2 separate regions of the Homo sapiens genome follow, and region 2 is linked to region 1. The links are chromatin contacts, found by Hi-C or POLR2A ChIA-PET in ENCODE. All regions are on one chromosome and are shown on one strand. The core of a region is the stretch at or near the end of the contact, and the rest is flanking DNA. Distances in the headings are between cores, read along the strand shown.

Evidence for each region. A loop is a pair of places that touch in the nucleus more often than their neighbours do. ChIA-PET counts read pairs that join two places held with the same protein, here RNA polymerase II (POLR2A).
Region 2: a map of Caco-2 shows a loop between it and region 1 (2.2-fold over the local background). The contact joins two enhancer-like sites. A Hi-C loop is called at or near these places in 1 of 168 maps with a recorded cell type or tissue (Caco-2). POLR2A ChIA-PET finds 5 or more read pairs at or near these places in 3 of 52 experiments (HepG2, MCF 10A and activated T-cell).

Annotation. Positions count from the first base shown.
Region 1 is chr20:64,185,369-64,192,261 of GRCh38, reverse strand. MYT1 (myelin transcription factor 1) reads right to left here. Exons shown (of 23, transcript NM_004535.3): 2 at 2,102-2,199. Among named protein-coding and RNA genes, the nearest start is that of MYT1, 24 kb to the right of the region's middle. RefSeq lists enhancers at 2,595-3,532, 3,533-4,470. Within about 2 kb of position 2,906, at least 2 of the 41 ENCODE cell types and tissues checked have a DNase peak (open chromatin) inside an H3K27ac peak, as active enhancers do.
Region 2 is chr20:64,219,709-64,226,601 of GRCh38, reverse strand. It overlaps MYT1 (myelin transcription factor 1), which reads right to left. Exons shown (of 23, transcript NM_004535.3): 13 at 6,620-6,889; 14 at 4,555-4,709; 15 at 3,429-3,491; 16 at 3,243-3,311. Among named protein-coding and RNA genes, the nearest start is that of PCMTD2, 33 kb to the left of the region's middle. RefSeq lists enhancers at 1-262, 2,209-3,064. Within about 2 kb of position 3,051, at least 7 of the 41 ENCODE cell types and tissues checked have a DNase peak (open chromatin) inside an H3K27ac peak, as active enhancers do.

The DNA.
Region 1 (6,893 bases), core at 1,657-4,156:
GCAGTCACTCGGCCCTATCTGCAAGAAAAGAAGGGAAATGACCCTCAAACAGAGCAGTGATGAAAGAGCTGGTGATGCCACGAGAACCTGGGCACGGGTCCCTGGCTTTGTTCACAGAAGCAGCACTTTGAACAGCCATGGGTTGTCATGGTAGGTCCCAAACTCTCTGAGTTTGTCATGTCTGGGCCAGGGGGAGACAAAAGTCTTCCGACCCACCCCTGACATGGCACCAGACATTTGTAGATAACGCTGCATGCAGAGCCCCTGGCCTCAAGTCAAGTAACGTTCATGCTCACATGATCTCATGCCAGTACAGCGCTATGTGAATCCTCAGGATCTGGGGTAGGGTGAGGGGAATGAGGCCAAAAACTCAATGATCAAGATAAATAATATTTTAATTCAATATTTAGAAACATCAACATGATGCAAAAAACCCCTAATAAACAAGATACCAAAACCTTAAATAAAGACAGGATCCATATTACTGACTCTTCCTTGTGCCCCAGGCTCCAACATGGATCAGCAGAGCACTGATAATCCTGCGGGAGCCAAAATATGAGCGGAGGTGCTCAGCAAGTTGTCTATAACAGACCCATTAAAATGTACATTCTCGCCACCAGATTCAAAAGAAAAAGGTTGGGTTTTGAGAGTAAAACACAAGCACCCCCAAATGAAGTTCCCACTACAACTGCATAGCCCTCCTTGCCTACACCCTACGCCATCACTGTCCTTGAGCCATGCCCTGAGTCACAGCTGGATCCTTGCTGGAGAGCATCTACATGCAAAAAAGAAAAAAGAGAGGTCAGAATCGGATCTCTGGGAAGGGCTTCAGCCTAAGCCTATTGTCAGCCTCTACTTCCAGCTGTGAGGGTCACCTGACCCTGGGGACCTGGCCTCATCCAGAGAGTATTGGTGGGAAGTTCTAGAATTAGAGGGTTGGTGGTGGAGAACAGTGGCTGTAAGCACATGTGATGTCACAGTTCGGGAGTGTCCCCGAAGGGAGATCTTATACCCTGGGAAGGTATAAGAAGGGCTTGCACCATCTGCCTCCCCTTAGGAAGATCGAAATAAAACAAGGCCAACAGACTTCATAAGCTCCTGCCAGCAATCTCTGCTGTCAGATCCTGTAGGGATTCTCAGCCTGGCCAGGTAAAAGCAGGGTGAATAGAGAACAGTTGCTCAGGCCTATCACAGAGCCCAGACGTGGTCACACCTCAAAGCAAGGAAGTGAGACTCTGGGGTCACATTTTCATTTTGGTGGGTTTTTTTTGTTTGCTTGCTTGCTTGTTTTCTGAGATGGAGTCTTGCTCTGTCACCCAGGCTGGAGTGCAGTGGCACAATCTTGGGTCACTGCAACCTCTGCCTCCCAGGTTCAAGTGATTCTCCTGCCTCAGCCTCCCCAGTAGCTGGGATTACAGGCGCATGCCACCATGCCCGGCTAATTTTTGTGTTTTTAGTAAAGACGGGGTTTCACCATGTTGGCCAGGCTGGTCTTGAACTCTTGACCTCAAGTGATCCACCTGCCTCAGCCTCCCAAAGTGCTGGGATTAGAGATAAAAGCCACCATTCCTAGTCCCTTTACTTCTGAGATAAGATCTGCACCCAGGCTGGAGTGCAGTGGCACAATCTCAGCTCACTGCAGCCTTGACTTCCCAGGCTCAAGTGATCCTCCCACCTTAGCTGGGATCCTCCCCCAAATAGCTGGGATTACAGGCGCATGCCACCATGCCCGGCTAATTTTTGTGTTTTTAGTAAAGACGGGGTTTCACCATGTTGGCCAGGCTGGTCTTGAACTCTTGACCTCAAGTGATCCACCTGCCTCAGCCTCCCAAAGTGCTGGGATTACAGGTGTGAGCCACCGGGCCCAGCCTGGGGTCACATTTTAGTTTTGATCTACTCAGAGTCATTTTTCTTCCCTTAATTTTAAAGTGACCGGATCATTGCTGATCCTAGTCCCCATTTACCCTTCACCTAACCCGGACTCTGGTGAGGATCAGACCAAAAGTCGCCTCCATGCTTCATGCCTGCAGCTGAAGAGAGGCTTTGTGCAGGCAGCCATGGGGTGGGGCCCTACGACAGGGGCTGCCCTCTCACGTCTCACCTTGCAGTGTCTGCCCAGGTGTCTTGAGGTCCTGCAGCTGCTGGCCTTGCCTCCGTGTGTCCACCTCTGATTTAACAGCTCACCTCGGAACTCATTTTCTGAGGGTTTAAAAAGGTTCAAGGTCAGAAAAGGAAAGCTTGGTGGGTGCCAGCCGTGCTGGCTCAAGGGGAGAAAGTGAGAAACTTGAGGCACTTTTTTAACATCATATATTCAATGCCTATTTCCTGGAATCCACCGGAGAAACAGACAAGGTCATGGCTCCATGGCTGCTTCAGGAACAAGAGACAATTTCTCTCTGACTTGGGGCCTCCCTGGAGTCTTCCTGCAGTCCCCTGCACTGTTGTCCCAGCTCTAGGTGTTGGTTCCCACTGACAACCACGGCCAGCAGAGTGCTGGGACAAGGCAGCTGAGAGCCACCTTGAGAAAACTTGGCATGTCACCCCTCCAACTTTGAAAATGAGCTGACTAATGAGTAATTATTCGCATTACAACCAGATCCTTCTGCCCCTCAAAAGAATGCACAGTACATATGCATTTGAAAAAGAAGATTGTTTTGCACGACTTCTCTGGAGCCCATTGATTGAAGAAAGTGAGATCCACCCATGGTCTCAAATCAGCTTTGCCTCCCGCAGGATCCCGGGGGCCCCAGCATGCTCTTTGCCCTGGTTTCCAGCATCTTTTGTCACCCTGTGTTTCTGCCTCTCTCCAGGGCAATGCCTCCAGTTAATATTTAATTCCTCACATAAATTCCCATGTCTGAGCAGAGGCTGAACGCATCAGCTGGACATGACAAAGAAACGCATTGTGTACCTATTCCCTGCACGTCACTCCCCGTTTCCATGACAACCTGCTTTCTACATAACTGCAGCATTTCAAAGGAAGGTCATTAAGTAACCAACAATGAAACAGGAAATGAATATTCTCGTGTTGGGCCCTGGCTTTGCCTTGGAAGTGAGTTTGGATTCTGCCGAAGGCACGCTATTCCCACCCACTTTCTTTCTTTTCCTCGTGTTTTTGATGTGCATCCCCAAATGCAATTCTTCTCTAGGGTTCTGGCCACTCCTGGCCCCAGGCAGCCCTGTGCCTCTGGCCACAGCACCCTCTTCTTATCTGGAAATGCTTCCATCCCATTAAAGGGCTTCGGATTACCTTCCAGAGCATAAACACAGAGGAAAGCAGATTTGGTAGTCAAGGAGACAGCCTAATACGAGGTCTACAGAGGAACGAATAAAACCACTCAGATTCGGCACCTACTGTGTGCACCTACTCTGTGCCTCCCCTCATTGAGCTGTAAGTCACCCGCAGGCCGTCGCTGAGATGACAGGGCTCCCACCGCAGGCTCCGGTGCCTGGACTAGTGAGGAGGGAGCTGCGGGAGCTTCCCTATCACCCAAGATCTCTAGGCCTCCTGGGTTCCCATCTGCCACTGGTCATCTGCACTGAGCCGGTGTGAGCGGCCTCTAACTGGGGCCCACCTGCCCACCAGGTAATCCAATTCTCAACTCTGTGACAGGGATGTGGGGTATAGGGAGGAAAAGCATATTGGAAGATTCCGTAAGTGAATCGACAAGAATCGTATCAGCCGGGGAGTGTGCTTCACACTTTGAAGATGGGGCGTGGGGTCCTCTGTGTGTCTCTTTTCTTATGTGTCAACAGAAGCTGAGAGACAAGGCCCCAAAGTGCACAGGGTTCACTTTCTGAGTATCTATCCCAGGAGACAAGATGCTGCAGAAACCTGCTCACTGGGCTGATTGGCAAGGCTCAAGCAGAATTCCTTGTTACCATTACATATGTATATATGCAAGACAACTGGGGCATGTCTGGCTGACAGCTGGAGGGAAGGACATAAGGTCTGTGTGCTCCAGAGGAGACGCTGCCTCTCCCGAGTGCGACTCCCCTGAGTTCTGCGCTGAGTCTCTCCTGCTTCTCAGAGAAGTCATGTGGACATGAACTGCAAGAGTCTCTGCAAAGGGACCTCCAGTTTTGTTTGGTGGGAGATAACCAGCTCACTGGGGCTTCTCCACCCACACCCACCCATGGGAGTCTGGAAATACAGCCCTGTGGAATTCTTCGTTGCCCACATCCCTTACACTCCTGTCCCTAGGTCAGTCAGCCCTGGGCTCTGAAGTCCTGAGGCCCTGAGGCCCCACATCTGCTCAGGCAGAGCACTAGCATCCCGGGGATCAACTGCTCCTCCAAAGAGCCACTCCTGCCTCCCTGAGGCAGCAAAGCCGCTGAGCTTCTCTGGGCAAAAGAGCAGAATGGCACCCGGTGAAACCTGTGCACCATACCCCTGGGTACAGAGCACACAAGTAACCACAAACCCCCAAGCGTAGACCCTCCTTTACAAGGGCCTGAGGACCCGGCTCAACCTTGACATGATAGCCTCCCTCTCCTAGGAAATGTCTTGGCAGCAAACGGCTATCACTACTAGAAGCCCAGTAAGGTATGCCAGTTCTTCTCCTGTGGCCCTCTTGGTCCCCTACTGGGGCCTGTGTATGGCCAAACCCTGCCCCATGGGCTCAGTAGGCTCCACCCCAGACAAAGCTCTCCTGTCTGTAGGCTCTGCTCAATCAGCATCTCTAGCAGCACATTAAGTCCCCATGCACCCAAACAACATGCCGGGGCCACGTGCCACAGGAAAACTCTCCACGGAAACGTGGATGCCGGGGCCACAGGCTACAGGAAAAGTCTCCACGGAAACGTGGATGCCGGGGCCACGTGCCACAGGAAAACTCTCCACAGAAACGTGGATGCCGGGGCCACGTGCCACAGGAAAACTCTCCACGGAAACGTGGATGCCGGGGCCACAGGCTACAGGAAAACTCTCCACGGAAACGTGGATGCCGGAGCCACGTGCTACAGGAAAACTCTCCACGGAAACATGGATGCCGGGGCCACAGGCTACAGGAAAAGTCTCCATGGAAACGTGGATGCCGGGGCCACGGGCTACAGGAAAAGTCTCCACGGAAACGTGGATGCCGGGGCCATGGGCTACAGGAAAACTCTCCACGGAAACGTGGATGCCGGGGCCACGTGCCACAGGAAAACTCTCCACGGAAACATGGATGCCGGGGCCACGGGCTACAGGAAAAGTCTCCACGGAAACGTGGATGCCGGGGCCACGGGCTACAGGAAATCTCTCCACGGAAACGTGGATGCCGGGGCCACAGGCTACAGGAAAACTCTCCACGGAAACGTGGATGCCGGAGCCACGTGCTACAGGAAAACTCTCCACGGAAACATGGATGCCGGGGCCACGGGCTACAGGAAAAGTCTCCACGGAAACGTGGATGCCGGAGCCACGTGCTACAGGAAACTCTCCACGGAAACGTGGATGCCGGGGCCACAGGCTACAGGAAAAGTCTCCACGGAAACGTGGATGCCGGGGCCACGGGCTACAGGAAATCTCTCCACGGAAACGTGGAGGTGTTCCATAAAGACGCCCTTCCAGAAGTCATGCTGCTCCATGGACACTCTGTGGTGGGAACAAGGGTCCCCAAAGCTCACACAGGGCACTGCCACCAACTCAGACCTGAGCAGCAGGTCACTACCCTCTCTGAGACTTAAGTCCTTCACCCACAAAGTGGGAGGGGAAGAATTATTTGGAGATGGAGAGACATGTGTGGACGGAGCCTGGAAGTGAACCCATGAGGACGTCAGTGCTGTTGTCATCACCATGGCCTTTCTTGTCAGGAATCTGAAGTGAAGTGGAGGTTTTCATCCAGACGAGCCTGTTCTCTTGGGTTATTGAGTTTCTAGTGAGTTAATCTGAATCCCTGCTCGTGGATGCGAATGGGAAACGGAACATCAGAGACCGCTCCATCCTGAGCACGTCTCCTGGAAAACAAGCCTCTCGGGATCAGCTCCCGGCACCCAGAGGGCGGCGCTGGCTGGGACCCCTCTCTAGGGACCCGGCATCTTTGCACCTGGAGTCCTGCCTGCTCAAGGTAACCCCCACATCTGTCCCCATGGTGGCCCCACACTCACTTTTATGGGGCTCTTGTGGGCAGAAAAACTCAGGAAACAAACAGGGCCTCCTCAGCTGAGATTGATGCACAAAGGTCCAGAGGAGAGGGAACCACCCCTCACTGGCCAGAGACTCCAACACAGGCCAGGGAGATGTGCAGTGCTGAGCTGTAGCCCCCCGTCTGTCTTCTCCTAATGAAGCCCTCTTTTTCCAACTCAGCAGCACTGCAAACTGGAGACCAGCCTGACCCAGGCCCCAGACAGGACGCTTCCACTGAGAGCCAGTGCTCTGCTGGGCTCTTCCCAGGAAGTGCTGCTGGCCTACCCCAAGGTTTCCTTCTGTCGTCATGGCAAGGAGAGCCCCCTTGTCCCAGAGCTAACACCCCAGCTGCCGGCTGACCCACTGCCAGCACACACTTCCTCCTTGCACTGGCACTGTGGCCACTCCACGCACAACCCCATGGGGGACCCCCTGCGGGCGACCGTGGCTGTTTTCATGCTGGCTCGGTAGCCTGGAATCTGGCCTGAGCCCACCTGCCCCCATGGTGCATCCCCTGGGCCTCCGGATGGGAGTCCCTGTGGCAGTTAGCTCTGATCCACTCCAGCCCTGGCAACCTGACCCCCTTCCACTGTGTAAAACCTCCCCACTCTGAAAACAAGAACAAAATAACAGGAAGACTGAGTGAGAGGCCAGGTGGTAAGTGTGGAAAGCCACATGTTTTCAGTCTTCACTAGGTTTTGCATCTCTGGTAACTAGGGCTGCCTTTGGGGCCAGGAGCTGTTACCACCTGCCCCTCAGCAAAGAGGGGAAGGGTAGTCACTTG
Region 2 (6,893 bases), core at 1,802-4,301, 34 kb before region 1:
CTGCGGGTAGATCCATCCCCCGTCAGGCCTGCTCTCTGTGCCTCACCCCTCCTGACCCCTGACCCTGCAGGAGCCAGGCAAGAGTTCAGTGCTTGTGTCCAGATCACCTGCTGCTCAAAGGCACTTTGCAGTGGTGCTCAGACCCCAGGGAGGACGTCTCACTTTCCATGCTGCTGGCCCTTCCTCACCGGAGTCTTCCACCAGCACATGTGACATCCGGCCACTGGGACAGGACATCTCCTCGCTTGGAGGAAGATGAAGCCGGGCACAGCCTGGCACCCAAAGGGCTGTGGCGGCACAGCAGGGCTGGCCCCACCTCTTGCAACCTTCTCTTCGGCCCCTAGGAGTTTTTTTGGGGTGCCCTCCTGGGGAGCCTCACATTCCTTCATCCTTGCCCTGTGGGCCACACATTGGATACCTTGCTGGCCAGCCAAGAGAACTGAAGATGGCCTGCCTCTCCTTCCTGGGTTGGCAGCTGTTCAAGTGGCCACTTGGGGCTCCAGCTCCTTGTCTCAGTGGCAGCAAAGCATCAGGTAGAGCTCAGGTTCAGTGCGGTGGGCAAGTGGCCACTCAGGTGGCCAGAGTGACAGACCCACAGCAGCTCTAGGCCTCAACGGGGATAAGCACAGCATTGGACTGTGAGTGGCATCAACAGCAGAGGAGATACTTCCCGATGGCATCTGTGAGTGAGTCTCAGGTGGGGGTATAACTCCCAAGGGGCCGGCAGTACCTAACACACAGGGGGGGCCATCCTGCAGTCCTCACTAAGGCCCGATTCAATGGCTTTTCTCAAGAGTTGTGTCCCAGAGAGGAAAGTACTCACATAGTCAGAGGAGCAGGTGTCCCCTCTGCATGCCCCTCATGGCTCTGTGGACCCCCAGGGTCAGCTGCAGGAATCTGGAGCCACATCCACCCCTCCCACCACCTGCTTCTGAGTGCCCCATCTGGGCAGAAGGGAACACCGTGTCTGAGGGGCACCCTCTACCTTGGCAATACACACCAGGTCTCACCTCTCTAAGCCCCATCCCCGTGCTGTGGACAGGCATTCTTCACCCTGCACAAAGCCTGTCATGCCCTGGCAGGTGTGTGTGGTTGCAGCTCAACTCCCAACACAAGATGAGCTGAGTGGCCCGAGGCGGCCATGTCCTCACAGCCCTTGACCACATCAGACACATGGGAGGGAAGAGTGAACGCCCTTGGGATTCACTTAAAACACAGAACACACATCATCTGACTGTCGCTGCAGCCAGGTGCGGACAGGGAAGTCATGAAAGGAACCTCGTTTGTCCCAAGGCCACCGTCACCCATGGCTGCCACGAGGCTGATCAGGAGGGGCCAGTGCCCGATGCCGCCTCACACAGGAGGTGGCAGAGAGCAAGGAGGTTGGTACACCAGGACACGTGGCGGGGGGAGACCACCATCGTCCCAAGCTCATGCAGTGGTCGGAGGGAGGAAAGGAAGTGGCCTCCCATGGAAAGGCCCCTGGGGGAGAGTGGAGTTTCTGAAGGAGCCTGGAGGCCGTGGCTGCCTGCCCAAACCCTGCTGATGCTGATGAGCGGTTCACTTTCACACAGGGGAGGCTTTTGGTCGTTATTTCTAAAGAAGTTTGGCGTTAAGGTTCTTCACAGGCTCTTAGTCTTAAAAAAGCACTAACTCTCCCAGACGGCCATGTCTCCAGGCCCGAACTGTGCCAAGCTCCTTTCATCCGCCCAAGCATCCACTTCACAGGACAGAAAGGACATGGTGACATTTGGGGCCACTGAGTGCCTGCAGCCACATTTCTCCTCTTAAATTATTCAGGCCCAAATGGGAAAAACCATGGAGACTAATCACGGAAAAGAAAGCAGAATTGGAAAAGGAAAAAGGAATGCAAGAAAGATGGCAAGAGAAGAAGGAAAGAGGGAGAGAGGACAGTCCCAGAAGCTGCAGGACTGAGTGTTTCCTGGGTTTCTAGGACTAGACAAAGTGGGCGGCAGAATGAATGAATAAGTCAATGTGTGCAGCTGCTGTGGTGATCTCAGCCTCAGAAAATGCTTATGTTGAAGCTATTAACTTCCAGGAAGGAAACTTAGATGCTGCACCCCACTCTGTGGGAACTGAAGGGCCTCATGACACACTCCTCCTGGCTGCTGGGGCCAGACCAGCCTCCAGAGGGGAACAGAGACAAGGCTGCTGGTGGGGGCTCTGGGAGACCTAGAGCTTTCTGTCCAGGTCTGAGCCAGCCAAGGTCCCTAGAAGCCTTCAGCAAGTTCATTTCCTCATCTTAGAGGCACCAGTGCCCAGGATCCTGTCTGGCCCCAGAATGGAATAAGCCAGGGTGTGTTGACCTGGATTCAGGGCCCCCAACACAGAGGCCTATGGGAGGGAGGGACACCCCTGGAGAGAGGTGACCTGAGGAGACAAGAATGGGACCCCCTTCCTCCAAGGCCTCAGCTCGGCCCCGGTGCCCAGGAGGAGCTCCCCATGGCTCAGGGTCACACAGGCTGAGGAGTCACAGCACAACTGGAGGCATGAAAACCAAAGGCAGTAACAGTCCCTGACTCCAGCCCCAGGAGGACACTGACCCCTGGAAACCTCTGGGTGCTTGCGCCTGGTTGTGCAGGACTGTCCAGCAAGCTATAGCTGGTGCCTGCAGGGCCTGCCCTGCCCATGTGTTAGGTAGGGGCAGGGAGGTACAGAAGCAGAAACGGGTGAGCCCAGCAAAGAGAAGGCATGAGCATGGGGGGAGGGCATCAGGGCCAAGGCAGAAGCAGCTGGAGCGTGACAGGAGAGGGGAGGGGAAGGAGCTTTCTCTTCATTATCAGCGTTCAGTTCATTTAGCAAGAGCCGCACAGCCTGTGGCCTGCCGAGCCACGGCAGGGCTTACGTTCCCTGGTCGGTTCTGGGCTTTTCCCAAATCTCTAGGGCAGTAAGAAAGCAGGCCCAGACAGCCCTGTCGGGGATCTTCAGGAGAGGCTGGAGGGTGGGGGATGGGTCAAGAGCAGCGCAGGAGCCTGCAGCGACCCCTAGCCCCCAGCGGAGAGGCAAACAGCAGAGCTCAGAGCAGGTGCACACAGGCAGAGCAGCCCCAGCCAAGCAGAATCGGCCCCTCCACGGCCCTGCCCCTCTGCCCATCTCAGGAGAGCTGGGGCCAGCTGAGGCTTGGCACCTTGGAGAAGGCTGATTTTGGCAGGAGCCTCATGGAAGGAGAGCAAAGCGAGGGTGCCGCCCAAGAGACAGGAGGTCAGGGAGCGCAAACATACTTGAGGTCAGCAGAGTGGGCAGCCATGAGGTTTCTGAGGCTCTTGTCAGCAAGAGGGCAACCAGAGAGGCTGAAAGAGAAGAGATGGGATATTGGGGTAAGCCAAAGAGGGAGAGCAGAGGAGGAGGAGAGGAGGAAGACCCACCACGAAGCACCCAGGCCAGACGGACCCGAGCAGGAGACAAACCTGCGGTGGGAGGCGTAGTTCCCGGTGATGTGGCCGCTGCCGTCACAGCCAGGGGTGGGACAGCTGGACAAAGGAAAAAGAGTGTCAGACCGGAGAGTGGTGTGTACCTGCCCCCCAGGCTGAGCCTGCTCTGCGAGGGAGACTGGTGCCCACTCCTGGCTCACCCGCGAGCCAAGCGGTGGCCCCTCCTCCACTCAGTCCTTGGAGGACAGCCGGTGCCTCTCAGGCTGGAAGTTTCTCCCACACAACTTAACTCAAGAAGAAAAAGTAACCAAATTAAAGTTGAGCTTAAAGTTAGGATGCCTCTGACGCACATGTGCTGTGTGTGCACGTGTATGTGCCCACGAATATTTAGGCAGAGGAGCTCCTTCCCTTCTCCAGGCCCTGAAGCAAGGCCTTCCCTGGATCCAGCCACTCCCAGGAGGGCAAGCTACAAGTGTGAGGGTACAAGAGGGGTTCAGGTTGGGGAGAAGAGGGACCCCAGAAATGTACTCTGAGCACATGTGAGAGCTGGATCACCTGTGGAGCAGGTGCCAGGCACAGCCTCTCACAGTCCCCTAGGACAGGTGGCTGGCAATGAAGGCTGACCAGAAGGTCATTGACATCTGATTCATATCCATCAGCAACTCTGTCTGTTCCAACCCCATGCGGACCAGCTCAGACACGCAGCCTCTGGGCCAGCCAGGCTGACAGAGTTGAGGGTGGTGAGCCCTAAGGCAGTACATTCCAGGCCTTGGCCATGGAGCCCAGGGCAGAACGTGCCCAGCTGCGGCCTCAGGGAGAGGGCCAGGCCTCTGGGTGCCCCGAGGGCTTCCTGCAGAGCTCTCTGAGGAGCTCTCCTCCACTCTGCCCCTGCCCTGCTCTGTCCTGCTTGGTGAGCTTGGCCAGGGGATTTCTTTGTTCTTAATCACTTTTAGAAGATTGCAGTAAAGCCCAGCACAACACAAAGGTGTTGGGAAACCTCTGAATACCCTGGCTCCTGTCACAGGCTGCCTGGCTCGAGGTGGTCAGGACAGGTCGGGGAAAGCCTGAGCAGACCCGGTCGTCATGGGTTGGGACCAGGGCCTGTTCCTCCCCAGGCCACAGAGGGTCCCCTAGGAGCTGTGCCAGCCAAACAGGGACTTACGTGAGCAGCTCCTTCTTTATGTCCTTGGAGAGAAACTTCAGCTTAAAGTTGGTCAGGGTGACTTCCCCCGGATACTTCCGCTCCTCAAAATTCTCTTCCGACACTTCCTGGTCATCTGCTTCAGAAGAAGCAAAAGAATGGGCTGCTGGCTCTGACTGCAAAAAACCAGCAGGAAGATGTTTTAACCGGCTGGCGGGGAGGCCTGGGCGCCCAACCCAGTGGGCGAGGGAGAGGGACCCTTCAGGACAGTGTCCACAGAAGCATCTCCCGGAGTCTCCTATCTTCTGGATAAGGGAGGAAGACTTAACTCCCCCCAGCAAAACACAGAAGACAACACCCCTGAGGGGCTGGATCCCTCCCCTGCTTCAGCCAGAGGTCCTGCGTTGCCCTAGAAATGAGGCCTGGTGCTGCCCAGTGTGGCAGGCTCCTGACACCCTCCCTGGCCTCCCTCCGCCACATCACTCCGCAGCGTAAACATCAGGATACAGTTCCCTTCAGAGCCAGGGATGGCACTCAATAGACAGTAGGCACTAAATAAGTGTTACCGAAATGCCATGAAGATGAGATGGCACAACGAGGGTAATAACATACAAATTACAACAATCGCAGTAACCTCGAAACCACCTGGCCCGACACGCCCACCAGTGCGATGCCTTGACCACAGCAGGTGCTTGATAAAGGCTTCGAACTGAATGCTGGGTATGGAGGCTCAGAGCTGTGGACACAGATAAGCAGGGCGTAGTCCCTCCCACGGAGGGGCCAGGGGTCCAGGAAGGGTCAGAAGGCCAACATTCTGCAGGATGCTGTAACCAGAGCTCAAAATCCTGTCCTGACAGGCACTCGCATGTGTCCCAGGCAAGTGGCTCAGGCTCTTGGGGCCCAGGTGCCACTCTGTCCAACTTGAGATAACAGCAGCCCCTCAAAGGTTTTTGGGGGTCAAATGAGGAAATGCCCGTGAAGCCCACAGCCCAGCATAATAACAGTCTTCGGATAATTGGACCTCGTTGTGGGTTCCCAGGCTGCTCGTCTATGAAATGGGGTGACCTGAGGGTGGTGTGAGGGCCGGTAAGGAAGTCTGCCTCCCACTGAGGCCGGATTGTGGAGGGGGCCTGATCCAGCCCCCACCCTTCATAGGGGCCTGATCCAGCCCCCACCCTTCATAGGGGCCTGATCCAGCCCCCACCCTTCATAGGGGCCTGATCCAGCCCCTACCCTTCATAGGGGCCTGATCCAGCCCCCACCCTTCATAGGGGCCTAGCCCCACCCCCCTCATTCCTCCTTGAGGGTCTGGCCCTGCTCCTTCCACAGGGACCCCTTCCACCTCCTGAGGGGCTTTGGGGGAGGGGAAGGAGAGGGAGAGGGGCCTGCTAGTCTCACACACGCGGCTGCTGCCGCCTGGACCCTGGGCTGCCCTCACAGCTGGACTTTGCTCTTCAGGACACACACCTCCTTGGGAAAAAGCCCAGAACCGGCTGTGGCCTCGGAGGATTCTTCTTTCACATGTTTTAAGGAACTAAAAAGGGAAGGATCCCCTGCTTCCCAGACCACAGTTCCAGCACCCATGCCAGGTTGGTCCTGGTCTCGGGGACGTAGAACTGCCCACCATGGGCGATCCTAAGCCCAGGTCCTAAGCTCTCTCACTGGCTCTGCCCCTACCCGGACAGCAGGTTAGCTCTGCAGGGTGGTGGGAGGCTCAAAACCCAAGAAACCTGAGCTTTTCCCCAATCAACTCCTGGGATCTGAACGATGCCTTTCTCCTCCCCATGCCTCCACAGTGCCCACGTTGGTGCTGGCCACCATGCTCCACAGGGGTGAGAAGACCACCTCCTTCTTGACAGACAAGGGCACAGCATGACCCTGCTGCTGAAAATCCCACCCAGAGGGTGAGCCCCTGAGTCCCAGCTGCTCAGAAGATGAAGGACCCTTCACGAAAAGGGATGGCTCCCCGAGGCTCTTCCAGAAGCCTGTGAGGAGAAGCTTCCTTGAAAAGCCAATATCACAACAGCCTCAGGCAGGGCAAGCTGGCTGCAGCCGCCTGACTGCTTGCCCAGGCGCCTGCACCCACCTCCTCAGGTTCCTCCTCTCTCAGGCGGCTAGGCTTGGTGTAGTCCAGGGGCCGGTCCCACTCGTCCTGGCGGGAGGCCTGGCTGGACTGGGGAGAGGTCATGGAGCTGCTGGGGGCGCTGGTGCTGCTGTGGCGCTGGGAGGCGTCGGGAGACTTCACACCGGGGCTGCTGCTGCAGCTGCTGCTGCTGGGGAAAGCATTTTCTCGTTTGCGGTGTTTGTGCATGCTCAAGTCCAGGGTTCCATTTTCGTCTACCTCGATATCCACAGACTGC